Linked DNA regions of Homo sapiens: all the other regions are linked to region 1. The links are chromatin contacts, found by Hi-C or POLR2A ChIA-PET in ENCODE. All regions are on one chromosome and are shown on one strand. Each heading gives the region's core, a stretch centred on a gene start or an enhancer-like site at or near the end of the contact. The rest is flanking DNA. Distances are from core to core; before and after follow the strand shown. Region 1 overlaps NHSL1 (NHS like 1). Region 2 holds the start of TXLNB (taxilin beta). Region 3 overlaps HECA (hdc homolog, cell cycle regulator).

The links. A loop is a pair of places that touch in the nucleus more often than their neighbours do. ChIA-PET counts read pairs that join two places held with the same protein, here RNA polymerase II (POLR2A). Pooled maps may share reads with other maps.
Region 2: a map with no recorded cell type shows a loop between it and region 1 (15-fold over the local background). The contact joins the promoter of TXLNB here to the enhancer-like site in region 1. A Hi-C loop is called at or near these places in 4 of 37 single-sample maps with no recorded cell type and 5 of 50 pooled maps. POLR2A ChIA-PET finds 5 or more read pairs at or near these places in 1 of 52 experiments (WTC11).
Region 3: a map with no recorded cell type shows a loop between it and region 1 (14-fold over the local background). The contact joins two enhancer-like sites. A Hi-C loop is called at or near these places in 8 of 37 single-sample maps with no recorded cell type and 6 of 50 pooled maps.

What each region holds. Positions count from the first base shown.
Region 1 is chr6:138,453,032-138,458,076 of GRCh38, reverse strand. The region is part of intron 3 of NHSL1 (NHS like 1); the gene reads left to right. Among named protein-coding and RNA genes, the nearest start is that of MIR3145, 20 kb to the right of the region's middle. Within about 2 kb of position 2,241, at least 11 of the 41 ENCODE cell types and tissues checked have a DNase peak (open chromatin) inside an H3K27ac peak, as active enhancers do.
Region 2 is chr6:139,289,222-139,294,266 of GRCh38, reverse strand. It overlaps TXLNB (taxilin beta), which reads left to right and starts at 2,269. Exons shown (of 10, transcript NM_153235.4): 1 at 2,269-2,346. All of the region lies in intron 4 of LOC102723690 (a long non-coding RNA gene), which reads right to left. RefSeq lists enhancers at 3,045-3,294, 3,495-3,554 and a silencer at 3,141-3,435.
Region 3 is chr6:139,159,642-139,164,686 of GRCh38, reverse strand. All of the region lies in intron 1 of HECA (hdc homolog, cell cycle regulator), which reads right to left. It also overlaps a transcript of TXLNB not described here. Among named protein-coding and RNA genes, the nearest start is that of HECA, 27 kb to the right of the region's middle. RefSeq lists an enhancer at 622-1,121. Within about 2 kb of position 2,611, at least 8 of the 41 ENCODE cell types and tissues checked have a DNase peak (open chromatin) inside an H3K27ac peak, as active enhancers do.

The DNA.
Region 1 (5,045 bases), core at 992-3,491:
AAGACTCCTAACCGTGGTTCATGTTCTTAACATCACCCTAACAGTTGGGATTTTTTTTTTTTTTTTTTTCAGTTGGAGTTTCACTCTGTTACCTAGTCTGGAGTACAGTGGCACAATCTTGACTCACCACAACCTCCACCTCCTGGGTTCAAGAGATTCTCCTGCCTCAGCCTCCCGAGTAGCTGGGACCACAGGCACGTGCCACCATGCCCAGCTAATTTTTGTATTTTTAGTAGAGACGGGGTTTCACTATGTTGACCAGGCTGGTCTTGGGCTCCTGACCTCGTGATCCGCCCACCTCGGCCTCCCAAAGGGGATCATTTTAAATATAGAGTGTGTAGGAGTCAATTTGGAAGGGAAATTCGATCTGGAAAACCTTTTATTTTGTATTTCCTAGTAGGTGTTGAGGGGAGGGGTGTGTTACAAAGAGCAGTGACTATATGGAAGAAGGGATGCATGAGTTAACAAATTATTGACTTTAAAAGAGGTATTTCTTACAAAAATCATCTAATTTGCATTCAACAAATATTAAAAATCCATTATGTGCTTAAGATGAGTTGCTAATATGGCAAAGGTTAAGGACATATAAATTAGAAAAGAGAACCTAGAGGACGTCGATTCTGGTTATTTACTCTGGCTAATTGTTCTAGAATAATTATCTTCATTATCCTAATGTGAAACACCAAGTAGGACTCTATGTGTTATGTTATGAAGAAAGATGTTTTGCTAACGAGATCCACACATATCTTTGATGTTCAAAGTGGGAATATAGTGTAGCAAGAAGAAAATTGTTGAAAATATTTCCAATTGTATATGTTATGCATATCATCTAAACATAAACATGATGCATTGAAAAAAATACTGTTGGCAAAGCAATTTAGAAATTCCAGAAAATAAGCCAGGCATGGTAGTGTGTGCCTGTAATCCCAGCACTTTGGGAGGCTGAGGCAGGCGGATCCCTTGAAGTCAGGAGTTCCAGACTAGCCTGGCCAACATGGTGAAACCCTGTCTCTACTGAAAATATAAAAATTAGCCAGGCGTGGTGGCATGCACCTGTAGTCCCAGCTACTCAGGCTGAGGCAGGAGAATTGCTTGAATCTGGGAGGTGGAGGTTGCAGTGAGCTGAGATCGCACCACTCCACTCCAGCCTGGGCGGCAGAGTAAGTGAGACTCCATCTCCAAAAAAAAAAAAAGAAAGAAAGAAATTCCAGAAAATACCTTTTCATTCAACTCTGAAATCAAAGAGTACACCATTGCTTTGTGTACTGTTTTTGACTTTTTTCTCTTTTCAGTTTTCAGCATATGCCAAGTACTGCCAAAGAGGTTCTTGCATTTGAAGGCAGGTCAGTTATCAGTGCGAAAATACTTACTGTGAGTCGATAGGGAATTTTTCCACCTGCCATTATCGGAAGTTATATTTGATGATACGTTCACTGAATCTGGGAAACCTTCACAGAATCCCCATTGTCTTAGCAGAAAGGATATCAATCATGAGTTATGCAATCTCTTGTGTAAAATTCACCCCTAAAGAGATGTATTAGATCTAGATTTTTGGCAGTAAACAGTTGGCTTTAATAGTCGTGACAGAAATCGAAATTTCCCTGTTTCCTGTTATTCTTTGAACTGGCATGTCAGCTTCTGTTTTAGGCTTTGTTGATAAGAAATATTTAAATCAAAGGAAGACTTTGAAGAAAAGGCAGTAACCTTGCTGCCATACCTGTAAACACAGGAGGCTTATTTAACATGATGCTTGAGAGCGTAGGTTTGGGGCAGCTTTTCCACCTGTCAGAGCTCAGTGGCCTTGGATAAGTTGCTTTCGTCTGTGAGGTTCAGGTTCCTCAACTGTAAAGAGATAAAAACCACATGTTCCGGTTTGCTTAGAACAGCCCTGGTTTACAGCTGTTATTCTGTGTAATTATTAATTGCACCCCCTTTCACTCTCAGAGGTGTTCTGGTTTCGATAAAATTACATAGTTACCCTAACCTACCTTGGAGAGTTGGTGTGAGGTTGAAGTAAATTAATGTTTGTGAAACCCTTAGCACAGTGCCTGGCACAGACTAGATGCTCAGATGATGATGATAAGTATTGTTAAGCTGATTGGTATTTCAAACCACGCTTCAAAGAAAATGATTCAATAGACAATGTCTGTTTTTATAAAAATTTGGCCACTCTCCCAATCATCTCGTCTTTTGTTCCACCCACATAGAATTTCCTGCCCAAGGCAATAAATTTGAGAGGTTTCAGCAGCTACTGACGAATTTCTGATTGTCATGGCTTTACAGGTTATCTAGGTGTGGCACTACCAGTGTTTATGCTATTGCTAGCTTGTTCATCGGGGTACACGTTAGGATATAGAACTTTTTCACAAATTAGATCTTATTTTCCACAAACAGCCCCATGAAACAGATTATTTTAATAGCTATTACTATTATTTTAATCTGGAAATGGAGACTCAGAAATATGAAATGGCTTTCTCAAGATCACATAGCTCGAAAGCACCAGGAAGCATGCGAAGGCGGGGCTCCTTGCAGGGAGCATGTGAAGGCGGGGCTCCTTGCAGGGAGCATGTGAAGGCGGGGCTCCTTGCAGGGAGCATGTGAAGGCGGGGCTCCTTGCAGCTCATTTCTTTTCATCGCACCATGCTGGTTAAGCAAAAGGGCAAGATTACTCAGTTACCTCAATTCCTCCTCATTATGCCCAATTTTGTCATCTCTTATTCCTCTTTGACTTGTCTGGTATGCTTCACTCAATTTTTTTTTCCCCCAAAAAAGTTTTTAAGTGCTACTTGGTCTCAGTATATGGATCCCATTCTTGGCCTAGGGCAGCTTACAGTCGAGAAGTGATTACTCCATGTCCAATCATGTGTTACTGGGTCTCTGTGAGTAATTTCAGGAAACTGTAGAAACACAAATGAGTCAATGCTCACTGCTCTGCAGTTATGGCACCTTCTTATTCCATGCCATTGCAGACAAAAATGAGAAAATTGGGGTCTGTCATTCCCACGCCTTTTTGCCTGCAAACCAGTGAGAATGTCTCCAATGACCCATTCCAGTTTCTCTTGCTGTTTCCATCCCACTACTCTATAATCAGGGTCTGTTTATACCTGCCTTCTCTTCTAGATTAATGGACAGCATCCCTATCTTGTTGATCTCTGTGTTTCCAGTATGATGCCAAGCACTTGGCACATGGAAAGGCTCAGGCGCCAGGGACTGTGCTCAGTGCTGTATGTGAATATATTCAGTATTTATTGCAACCATGCAAAGTAGCTTTGATTATGCCCATATCATGGATGAGAAAACTGTATCTTGGAGAGATTAGATCACTTGCCTAAGATCACATAGTTTTTAAATACTGAAACAAGATCTTTCTTTATTAAAACGCCTTTTATTGAAGTATAACTTACATAAAATAATCTATACATATTTAAAGTATACAACTTAATAAATTTTGACATATGTATACACACAGGAGACCATTACCATAATCAAGAGAGTGAACACATCTATCACCCCTAAAAGCAAAACCAGGATTTAAACCTAGACTTACGACTCTAGAGCTCATGTTTTTCCCCCAGTAATGACTGTATGGGGAGTAGAGCCTTTGCCACAGTCCTTTCCTCCTAACCATTCTCATTCTCTTATGGGGAGTTTTGCATTGTTGAGATAATACAAAGAGCATCTTTTACAACCCAATTGTCCATCAATAAAAAATGTGAATAAATTAGTACTGGAGTGGAATGTATACCCCAGTGAAATGAATGAATTACAGTTTCACACAACTACATGGATGTGTCTTAGAAAGATAATAGTAAGAAAAACACAAAGAGAATAATACTATTTTTGTAAAAGTCAAAGCAAGTTTATGCACGCACGCACACACACACACGCACACATATAACAAGGAGTAATTAGGAACACAAAATTCAGGCTAGTGGTCACCTCTGGGGAAGTAGGGAGATGGGATGGGGCATGGAGGGAGATGCAGGTTTTTAGTAATATTTTAGGTCATGGGTTGAGTAGTGAGTTCTTGAATATTCATTATGTTATATGATTTTAATACATAATTTGTTATTCTAAAATATGATTACAAACAACTTACTGTATCAGTTTAAACATATATGTTCTAATTAAGTATTTTCTTTCATTTGAGGAAAGGATCGCTTAATATGGGATAGTTAAGATCCAAAATATTTTAATTCACTGTGTGATAAGAAAGTTTAGAGCTCTTAGGGCCTGGTGCAGTGGCTCAAGCCTGTAATTCCAGCACTTTGGCAGCTGAGGCAGGAGGATGGCTTGAGCCTAGGAGTTCAAGACCAGCCTGGGCAATGTGCAGGACCCTGTCTCTACAGAAAGTTTTCAAAAATTAGCTGGGCATGGTGGCTTGTGCCGGTCATCCTAGTTACTCGGGAGGCTGAGGTGGGAGGATCGCTTGAACCCAGGAGTTTGAGTCTGCAGTGAGTTGTGATTCTGCCACTGCACTCTAGCCTGGGTAACAGAGTGAGACCCTGTCTCAAAAAAATAATAATACAATAAAAATAAATGAAAAATAAATAAATTAGCCAGGGACGCTGATGCACATCCATACTCCCAGCTACTTGGGAAACTGAGGCAGGAGGATTGCTTGAGCCCAGGAATCTGAGGCTGCCATGAGCTGTAATCACTGTGCTGCACTCTAGCCTGGGCAAGAGGGCAAGACCTCATCTCAAAAACAACAACAACAAAAGAAAGTTTAAAGCTCTTGATAAAGCAATTAGATTTGAGGTAAAGGGACTAATATAATACATATGAAAGAATGAACAATTAGGCTGGGCATGGTGGCTCACGCTTGTAATCCCAACACTTTGGAGGCTGAGGCGGGCGGATTACCTGAGGTCAAGAGTTTGAGACCAGCCTGGCCAATGTGGTGAAACCCCATCTCTACTAAAAATACAAAAATTAGCCAGGCATGGTGGCACGTGCCTGTAATCCCAGCTACTTGGGAGGCTGAGGCAGGAGAATTGCTTGAACCTGGGAGGCGGAGATGCAGTGAGCCAAGATTGCGCCAC
Region 2 (5,045 bases), core at 1,020-3,519, 840 kb before region 1:
AAAAAACCCAGCAGTCAATAGAGTATTCATGTTGCAAGCAGCAATTTAAGTTCAGCAAAACAATATCTGTCACATAAAAGTAGTGTTATTAATTTGAGTCGCATTTATTGATTTTGTAGGCTTTAAAATGTATACATTTTAAAATTTATGTAACTACTGTAAGCATAAGGAATTTATCCTATTTTCATTTTAGTACATGTAGGTTCAAATAATAATATAATCCTTCAAATAATTTCCACATTATTTAAATTATTCTGTTAAGTGAGTCTATACATTATTTAAATTTGAAAAGCACTGACTTGTTTATATTTACTAAGAGATGTGATCGGGTCAGTTTGCTACAATCCAGGATGGAATGCCACCCAATTTGTGGCACTCACCAAGTATTCATTAATTTAGAAGAAAGTGCTTTTCTCTTTCATCAATTTTAATTCACTAACTTAATTATCAAATAATATAGTGAACAGCTTCATTGTCTTCAACACTGGAATTTCTTTATCCTGACTTCTGCTTGTTGGGTGCACTCATCTATATATAACTTATGCCTCCCCTAAACTCAGAGAATAAGTAGGACAAAACTGGGGGTGGGATGTTTTCATTTCCTTTTGTTGCCATAACATCTTATCACAAATTTAGCAGCTTAAAAATAACATAAGTTTGCTATTTTATATTTCTGGAGGTCGGAAATCCAAAACGAATTTCTTTGATCTAAGATCAATGTCGCAGGATTGCATCCCTCTGGAGGCTCTAGAGTATAATCTGTTTCCTTGCCTTTCCCAGCTTCTAGAAGCTTCCTGACCTATGCTGAGGTCATCAAATCTCCTTTTCTGCCTCCAATCCTACTGCCTTCCTCCCTCATTTATAAAGACCCTTATGAGGCTGAGTGCAATGGCTCACGCTTATAATCCCAGCACTTTGGGAGGCCGAGGTGGGCGGATCATGAGGTCAGGAGTTCGAGACCAGCCTAGCCAACACAGCGAAACCCCGTCTCTACTAAAAATACAAAAATTAGCTGGATGTGGTGGCAGGCGCCTGTAATCCCAGCTACTTGGGAGGCTGAGGGAGGAGAATCGCTTGAACCCGGGAGGTTGCAGTGAGCTGAGATTGCACCACTGCACTCCAGCCTGAGTGACAGAGCGAGACTCTGTCTCAATAAATAAATAAATAAATACCCTTATGATTACATTGAACCCACCCAGTAGTTCAAGATAACCTCCCTACCTCAGGATCCTTCCTCACATCTGCAAAGTCTCTTTTGTCATGTAAAGAAACATATTCACAGGTTCCAGGGAGTAGGACGTGGAGATCTTTTGGGTGGCATTATTCTGCCTCCCACAAGGGATGCCACTATGCCTAGCCTGTCCCCAGAGCAGAAACCGATGGAGGAATCTGCTTTGGAAGTATGGGAACACAAGCTCCAGAAAGAAAAATAAAAGGCAAATGGATGTAAATTAATAGACAGGCATTTTATGGTGAATCAGAAGGAATTTCTTTTTCTGAGGAGGATCAAGGAGCATGTTGAGGATTTACAAAATGTGGGAAAGCCACCAACTAAGGAAGAAAAAGCAGACTGCTTCCCTGAGGGTTTGTTTGAGATGGGAAGAGTTACCTGGGAAAGACTGTGCTCCAAGGTCACACCAATTACCACGTGCATGAAGATTATACTCAGTTCAGCTCCAAAATCACCATCTACATGTTTATTTCAAACTTTGCAAACAAACCAAACAATGACATCAGAATTAAAATGGTTCCACCACCTCCCTGTTCTTATGCCATTGTTTTTCTTTTTCCATGATTCCTGTAAGAAACCTGACACTAATTAAGCTAGTGCAAGAAGAAGAAGAAAAAGAAGATGAATCTTCCACCACACTGGAGATAACCCAAGAAGTAAGAAAAACTGATCTCTACCCAAAAAGGACAACAATGGTGAAAGACTGCATTTGCAACGGGGGTAATATACTCAGAGTTTAAATTTCCGAAAGGACAAACAAAACATGGAGAGTCTAATGAGATCTTCCAGCTGCTTCTCTCTGCTAAGGTATTTCCCCTGGCAACAGCTAGGGAAGCTTGGGTGTATTTTCCCCTTGCTGTGTCATATGATGTTCCTTTCCCTACCCCCACCTCCTCCAGACTGCTGCCTCCATCAGTGCCTGTGGCGTGTGTGTGTGTGTGTGTGTGTGCGCGCGCGTGCGTGCACGTGTGTATGTGTGTGTGTGTGTATTGGGTTTCTCTCTCCCTTGTAAGAACACAGCCAGCCCGCCCTCTCCTGCTGTTGCTGCAGCTCTGACTTGCTTTTTCCTGCCTCCTTCCTCTCCTCTCTCTTCTTGCTTAGCTTCTTGCCTTCTGGTAAGTATGACAAACACTCCCCCAAGCCCTGTGAGAAGGTATAGGGTGCGGTTTGTGGTGTTCGAAACTTGCAACTTTGAGATTGCCAGTGAACTGTTGGAGAACTTTTCATTGTTGTATTTATAAATAAAATGTGTTGCTTAGGGAGGGATGTGTCTGTGATAGTCATCTGGAATAGCCAACACAAGTGAAAAGTTCTCTCCCTGGGGAGGGGAAAATAAGGCAATAAAGTTTATATAAGATAAAAGTTAGAAATAATTTCTTTGCCACATAATATAAAATGGATGATTGAAAAGTAACAAAGTTCTCTGACTTTGTTTTTTTCCCTCTTGTTAACTTGTCTTGAGGCTACTTTTGGGAATTGAATTGTCCTGGGCTTTATAATGACTGTTCTGTTTTAAAGTAAATGTGGAACAGGAGTTTAAAGAATAGCCATGGAATTAAGAATTTAAAAAATCAATGATTGTGGCATCTCATGAAGAATAAATCAAATACAAACAGCCACTTGCATTTAGACTAACCGAAGTAAAACTCCTATGGACAGCTTATCTTAAATTAATTATTTTGAAGTTCATTTTACTTGAGATTTTATTTCATCCTAAGATAGTCTCCCCGACTTTAAAACCCATGTATGGATTTAAGCCACTAAATGTTTACTGTTTTCAATTTGACTGAAAAACGATTCTCTTGATTTTCAAGGATGAAGTGCTAAACGGCATGACTCATTTTAGAATAGCTTAAAATAACTTCTGGCTGGACAGCAGGTGCCGTGTGTCTTTCTCCGTGTTCAGGGGAGGCCTAAGTTATATATAGATGAGTGCAATCAACAAGTGAGGTCAGGAAAAGAAATCCCAGTGATGAAAATAATGAAACTGCTGCATTATTTGATAATCAAGTTGGTGAATTCAAACCAGTGAAAGAAAAAAAGTACTTCCTCTAAGTTATGAGTGTTTGGTGAGCATCACAAGTCAGTGGCAACATCTGTGTGTTGAATTTTCTGTTCTTGTTGGTGTCTGAGCATTCAATTGACATCTACTGCCCTGAGAACAGGAAAAGGAAGCTGTGCAGTTGTAGAACAGTATGCTTTTGTTTTCACTTTCATGTTACCACAACAGCAAAACCTGTGAATTATGAGGATCTTGCCACATTTTTATGCTGCTATTTAGCAGCATCACTGTTAAATATTATTTACAAATAAAATGCACCATAACTTAAAGGCCTAAACCAAATCTATTGCAACTCTAGAAGTGGTAATAGTCAGAAACCCTGGAATCTCTGACTCAGTACCATCTCTCACCCTTTCCTAAGGGCCCTTATTATTGCTGAATTATTTCTCGAGTTGGTCTCCTCCTTGTTTATGAAACATTGCTACTTCTTAAAAATCATTAAGTTTTTCTAGAGCTTCCTGACTTAGAAGAGAAAGTTGTAATCTGTTTTTCTCTTTTAAAAAATTGGTTTATATATTGGAATAAAAGAGTATTATAGAAATTTAAGGAATTGTTGTTATAAGTATCATCATGCTTTTGTTTTGTTTAGTTTTTGAGACGAAGTCTTGCTCTGTCACCCAGGCTGGAGTGCAGTGGCACGATCTTGGCTCACTACAGCCTCCGCCTCCCAAGTTCAAGCAATTCTCATACCTCAGCCTCCCAAGTAGCTGGGACTACCGGTGCCCGCCACCACACCTGGCTAATTTTTGTATTTTTAGTAGAGACAGGGTTTCACCATGTTGGCCAGGCTGGTCTCCTGGCCTCAAGGATCCACCCGCCTCGGCTTCCTAAAGTGCTGGGATTACAGACATGAGCCACAGCACCTGGCCCGTGTTTCCATACTACTTTGTCTATTTATTTATACCTTCCCTCATTCCCTGTCTTAATCTAAAAATGATGCCAGTTTAAGCCTCAAAAAAAGCATTCGTGTTGCTTATCTGAAAAAGAAAATGCCAGAAAAGTGAGAAATGTCTCCTCTATCCAGTGTAATAATGCATTTACATCAAAATATTCACACTAAGCAAAATATTGATTTATGGATCAAATAGAGCTTAGAGATGTTATTCTTATGAGTTATTTAAATAAATTCAATGGCTCTTCTATTAAATATTTTAACTTTGAAAGAAAACTAATACCACTTTATATTTAAACATTTTAAATATATACAGTCATGTACCCCCAGTGATTGTTAATCTACATAGAATTATACAGGAAAATGGTAACACAAACTGACTAGTGTAAGCAAAATGACAAATATGGCCACAAAGAAAAATAGCATGAATTACTTTCTTAATGTGAATAATAAGGAATGCTACTGAAAACTGAAGATCAAAACCAAAAATATGCCAGCAGTGTGACTTGATTTGGAAAAACAACTTTCCACTGTCCCTACTTTAATAATTGTAATGCAGCAGGACAAGCCGCAGACAAAACCCTTCAGACACCCAGTTAAAGAAGGAAGCAGTTTAATCGGCCGGGAGCGTCAGCAAGACTCCTGTCTCAAGAGCCGAGCTCCCTGAGTGAGCATTTCTTGTCCCTTTTAAGGGCTCACAACTCTAAGTGCGTGCACGTGAGAGGGTTGTGATTGATTGAGCAAGCAGGGGGTACGTGACTGGGGGCTGCATGCACCGGTAATTAGATCGAAACAAAACAGGATAGGGATTTTCACAGTGCTTTTCTATACAATGTCTGTAATCTATAGATAACATAACC
Region 3 (5,045 bases), core at 1,362-3,861, 710 kb before region 1:
CAATACAATTCATCACTCCCTTACATTCTTGCTTGCATTTCCGTAGGATTTTATACCATGCAGTTCTTTTGCCTCCCAATCCCCAAAATAAGTACTCTCCAGGACCAGTGCTCAGCATTTCTCTCCTCATCCTCTAGGCAGAAGCTAAAAACTACATCGCCAATTCTTAATGAGGGCACTACTGGCATCTGGACAATTCTCTTCCTGTAATGCACTGGACAGCCCAGTCCAGCACACTACAGGAAGCAAACATCACTAGGCCTGAGCACTCAGTATCTGTAGCCCACCCACCCCACCTTCCCCATCATGATACCCCCAATGTTCATAACACTTTCAAAGGGCCCCTTTGGAGGGAAATACTACTCTCCCAATTGGGAACCACTGGGCTTGGTCATGAAGCAGTTTAGATTATGTGTATAGATGACAGAAGCTAAAGGCAGACTCCCAGGCTCAGAGTTCTGCTCTAGAAAGCTCCCCTGGTGGCAGCGTGGGGCACGGGACTGGAAGTAAGGAGGCCAGAGGGAGGGTGCTGTGGGTTGAGAAATAAGGAGTGCCTGTGCTTCAGGAGCAGTGTGAGAAGATGCTCAGAGAGAGAGAGAGAGAGAGTGTGTGTGTGTGTTTGTGTGTGTGTGTGTGTGAGAGTCCATGCTGACGGACAGCAATGTGGGAACAGCAGGACAGGGAAGATGGAAAAAGACTTAGGGCTGCCCTATTTAGGACCCACTGATTTAGAAGTGCCTGTGTACCACTGAGGTGGAGGAGACATGAATTTGACTGGAGCTCAAGAGAGCTAGAGCTGTGAATACAGATGTGGAGTCACTCACCCACAGATGAAGGTCAAATCCCTAGGACTAATGAGATGCCCAAGAAAAACGGGAGGAGTGGGCAGAGACCAGAGGCCAGGAAAAGAATCCTGGGATGCAAGGACTGGAACCAAGGCTGGAGGAGAAGATTCCCCTGCAGAGATTGGTAAGAAATGAACTCAGAATTTACTGAAAAACAAGTCAGGAGAGAATTATGTCCAGGCAGTCAGGGGACAGCGCAGTGGCTCACGCCTGTAATCCCAGCACTTTCGAAGGCCGTGGCGGGTGGATCACCTGAGGTCAGGAGTTCGATACTAGCCTGGCCAACATGATGAAACCCCATCTCTACTAAAAATACAAAAATTAGCTGGGTGTAGTGGCGCACACCTGTAATCCCAGCTACTCGGGAGGCTGAGGTGGGAGTATCACTTGAATTGGAAGACGAAGGTTGTAGTGAGTAGAGATTGTGCCACTGCACACCAGCCTGAGTGGCACAGTGAGACTCCCTTTAAAAAAAAAAAAAAAAAAAAAGAATGGAGAACTGCAAAATGTCCCAGAGCACCAGGTAACATCGGTGCTTCTCCACCTCTGCACTACAGACATTTGGGCTGGATCTCTGTTGTGGGAGCCATCCTGTAAGATGTCTAGCAGCTAGCAGCAACCTCACTGTCCATCCCGTAGAGGCCAGCCCCACTCAATGTCTCCAGGCACTGCCAGGTATCCCCTAGGGGGTAAAATCACCCCGAGTTAAGAATTCACTGGATGCAATAAACCTGAAAAGTCCCAGCCAAAATGAGCAGTGAGCCAGGCACTGTCTCCTCACGGAGAACAGCTCCAGCGGGAATGATGGAGGGCAGGTCAGAGGTAGACAGTGAGGTGAAAAGGCAGAAACAGGGAGACTCCAGGAAACTCTTTCCAGAGGGTAACTGTAGGGCAGGGAAAGAGCATGGGCAGGGTACAGAAGACAGCAGAGGCTGAGCCTTAACACCATGTTCATGAGCTCAGGGAATACAGGCCAAAACCTCACGACAGCTTAAAGACATATGAGAGGGAACAAACCATGTGACTCCTCTACTCAACAACCTTCCCAACCTTATCCCTGCACACTGAACCACAGACACAACATTCCACCAAATCAATCAGCAGAGGGTGGTGGCAATGTGGACCCATAAAGCCTATACAAATATTAGTTCTGTCATATGTTACAATTATCCCCTTCAGGTGTGGGATTCCAGGGCCTTGGCAAAATGGCCCTAAACCAATTTGTCTACCTCTATGTATTAATATTTGATCACCGTGGTTTCCCCTTAATCTTCATTTGTCCAAATCCCATTCAGCCACTGACAGCAATTCACAGTTCAGACTCTGCAACCAGACTGCCTGAGTTGGAATCCAGGCAGGACCATTTATGAGCTGCATGCTCTTGGACAACTTACTTAACTTCTCTTTGTGTCAGTTTCCTCTGTATAAAATGCAGAAAACAACAGAATGTACCTTAAATGGTTCAGAAGAATGAAATGAAAAAAACTATACACATGAAATGCTGAGAAAGCACCTGGCATCTAGTAAACTTCCTCCCCACTCCTACTGCTTCAAGGCCCACCTCTCTACATACCAATTTTACCAGGATTGCCCCCCTATCCTGACTCCAACCCTTCTCCTCCCCTCCCTGATGGTCTGGCCCCAATCTTACTTGAGTCCCTCATCATGGGGACTCTTCATAATCCCCACCAGCTGACGACTCAGGAGAGGAAGCCTCTTACTCATCTTAGTGTTTCCGGCACCACTGGGCCCAGGCTTTGTAAAACTCCAGTGCTGAAAAAAGTCGCATTAAAGATACTGGCTCACCAAACCCACACATGACAAGAGGAGCAGAAGTGAAAAAGAGAGCTGTAATCCTAGACAGTCAGACCTGGATGTACTGAAGCACAACAAAAAGAAGTAGAAGAGTGGTTTGAAACTGAGTAAATTCACCAGTCACCTGGGCTGTGACCTTTAGAGGCCTTTAAAATGTTAATTGGTCAATTATTAAGTGTAGTTGTTTTTATCTTGATCCTTCAGATGAAGAGCCTTGAAGTAAACGTCCCTGAAATGTAACCACAATAACCAAATTTTACTAACCCAAGACCAATAAAATCAAATTAGGTCAAAGGAAGATCTAACTAACATTTGCATTCACAATATTCCAACTGTAAATGTTGAGACTGACTTGATATTTCTTTGAAAAGTATTTTCACACTAAAGAAAGGTGGATTAAGAGAGGAAAAATTCTGTGTCTTTTCAAAAAGCAGCAAATATTTCATTTAACCAATACTGAGCACTTCCTACATGCCAGGTCTTGAGCTAAGAGCTCTAATGGTCTAACAGAAGTGCACACATGGAACACAGACAAGGTACCACAGCTGTGCCCCATCCCTGTCCCTTTAACAGTGTTTGTCATGTTCACAGCCATGCTCCACTGTTTCCTAACCAGAAAACCTCTTCCTTGTATGAAGAGCCCCCACTCCAACTTGCCAGCCCTGCTTGTTTATAGTCAGCCACTTTGATGTGGCCTTGTGGGTAGGCTTCAAAAACAAATACAAAGCCAAGAGCATGTTAAATACACCCAGTAATACACACAACAGACACTTCACCCTATGACACACCAGCAGGGTGAGGCTCCCAGGGAGACAGGCAAAATGGGGTAACAGGGTGGACCTCGGGAATAGTCAGAGGATGTCTGACAATGCTTTTGCTGAAGTGTGTTGGCCTCTAAACTCGGACATTATTTCCTTCAAGGCTCGGTTCAAACATACTTTCCTCCCTCATTAGCACCACCCCTGTCCCCGACACACACACACCACACACACACATTGTCCAAACTGGAAAAGCAGCAGGGAATAACAGAAGAGAGGTGTCTGATGCCAGGTCTGCTCCTGATTAGTTGTTTGACATTGAGCAGTTTTGTTTCCTCATCTGTAAAGTGGGGATAAAATGCTTGCCCTATTCAGCTCATGTACATGAAAACACTTTATAAATAGTAAAGTTTCATAAAAATGTTTGCTTATATGCTACCATAATTTTATACCGCTGTATTTCACTCCCCAGATAAATGCAAACTGCTCCAATGTTTTCTACTTTTTCCAATGTTTTGAACATGCCATACAGGTGTTTAGAAAATAAGTAAGTATGGCCAGGCACAGTGGCTCACGCCTGTAATTCCAGCACTTGGGAGGCTGAGGCCAGAGAATCACTTGCGGCCAGGAGTTAGAGAACAGCCTGGACAACATAGTGAGACTCCGTCTCCATGAAAATTTTAAAAAATTAGTTGGGCTCAGTGGCATGTGCCTATAGTCCCAGCTACTCAGGAGGCTGAGGTGGAAGGATCAAGTGAGTCGAGGAAATTGAGGCTGCAGTGAGCCTCGGCAATGAGTGAAACCTTGTCTCCAAACTAAAAACAGAACAGCAGTCCCACAAAGGCATAAATGGAATATAGATTGATCTGACACAATTAAATCTTCAACAGGAGAGATGGGAGAAGGGTATCATACACTTGTGCCACCAACTTCCCTTGGCGCATTAATCTAAACTGTGATAATCTAACAAGCAAAACAGAAAAATGCTCCTTTACACAGAGTTGGCATTGTTTAAAAAAGTATATAAACCTTCCAAGGCCTGTATTTTAGGTTCATCATCAAGTAGTCAGTACCCAGCTTCTATTTCTTCTGCTCAAGTTAAAATAAACAGGGTTCATGTGATTCTGGGCAAAAATCTCAGTTTCAAGTCTGGATAACAGGGTAGCTAGGCTGCAGTCACCTGGGCCAAGCCTATCCTGTCTCCCCAGCTTTCTTACCCTGCATCCTGCCCTCACTTGAGAACTCTGTGCTCCTTACCTATTGAAAGAGGAGGATCACACTGAATGCCCAATGAGCCCAAATCTCCTGACAACCTCATTCACTGAGGAGCCCCATAAACCGGACATTGCTATTTTCAGCTTTTAAACTATGAGTTAAATATTTTTATCCCCCTTAAAACAGCTGCACCATAAGCAGGTGGGGAGTTGGGTGGAATGAAGGTAAGGAGGGTCTTCTTAAGTCATATGAGGCTTTCCAGGCAAAATCTAAAATAGGGATGACTTAGTCACATTCATCCTTGTAAACCCACTACTGCATAAATAAGTGTTTAATAAATCTTCTGATGAAGGAAAGAATGACCCAACCAGACTCAGTCCTCTGGTTGTGACCACAGTAATAGAGAGAGGGT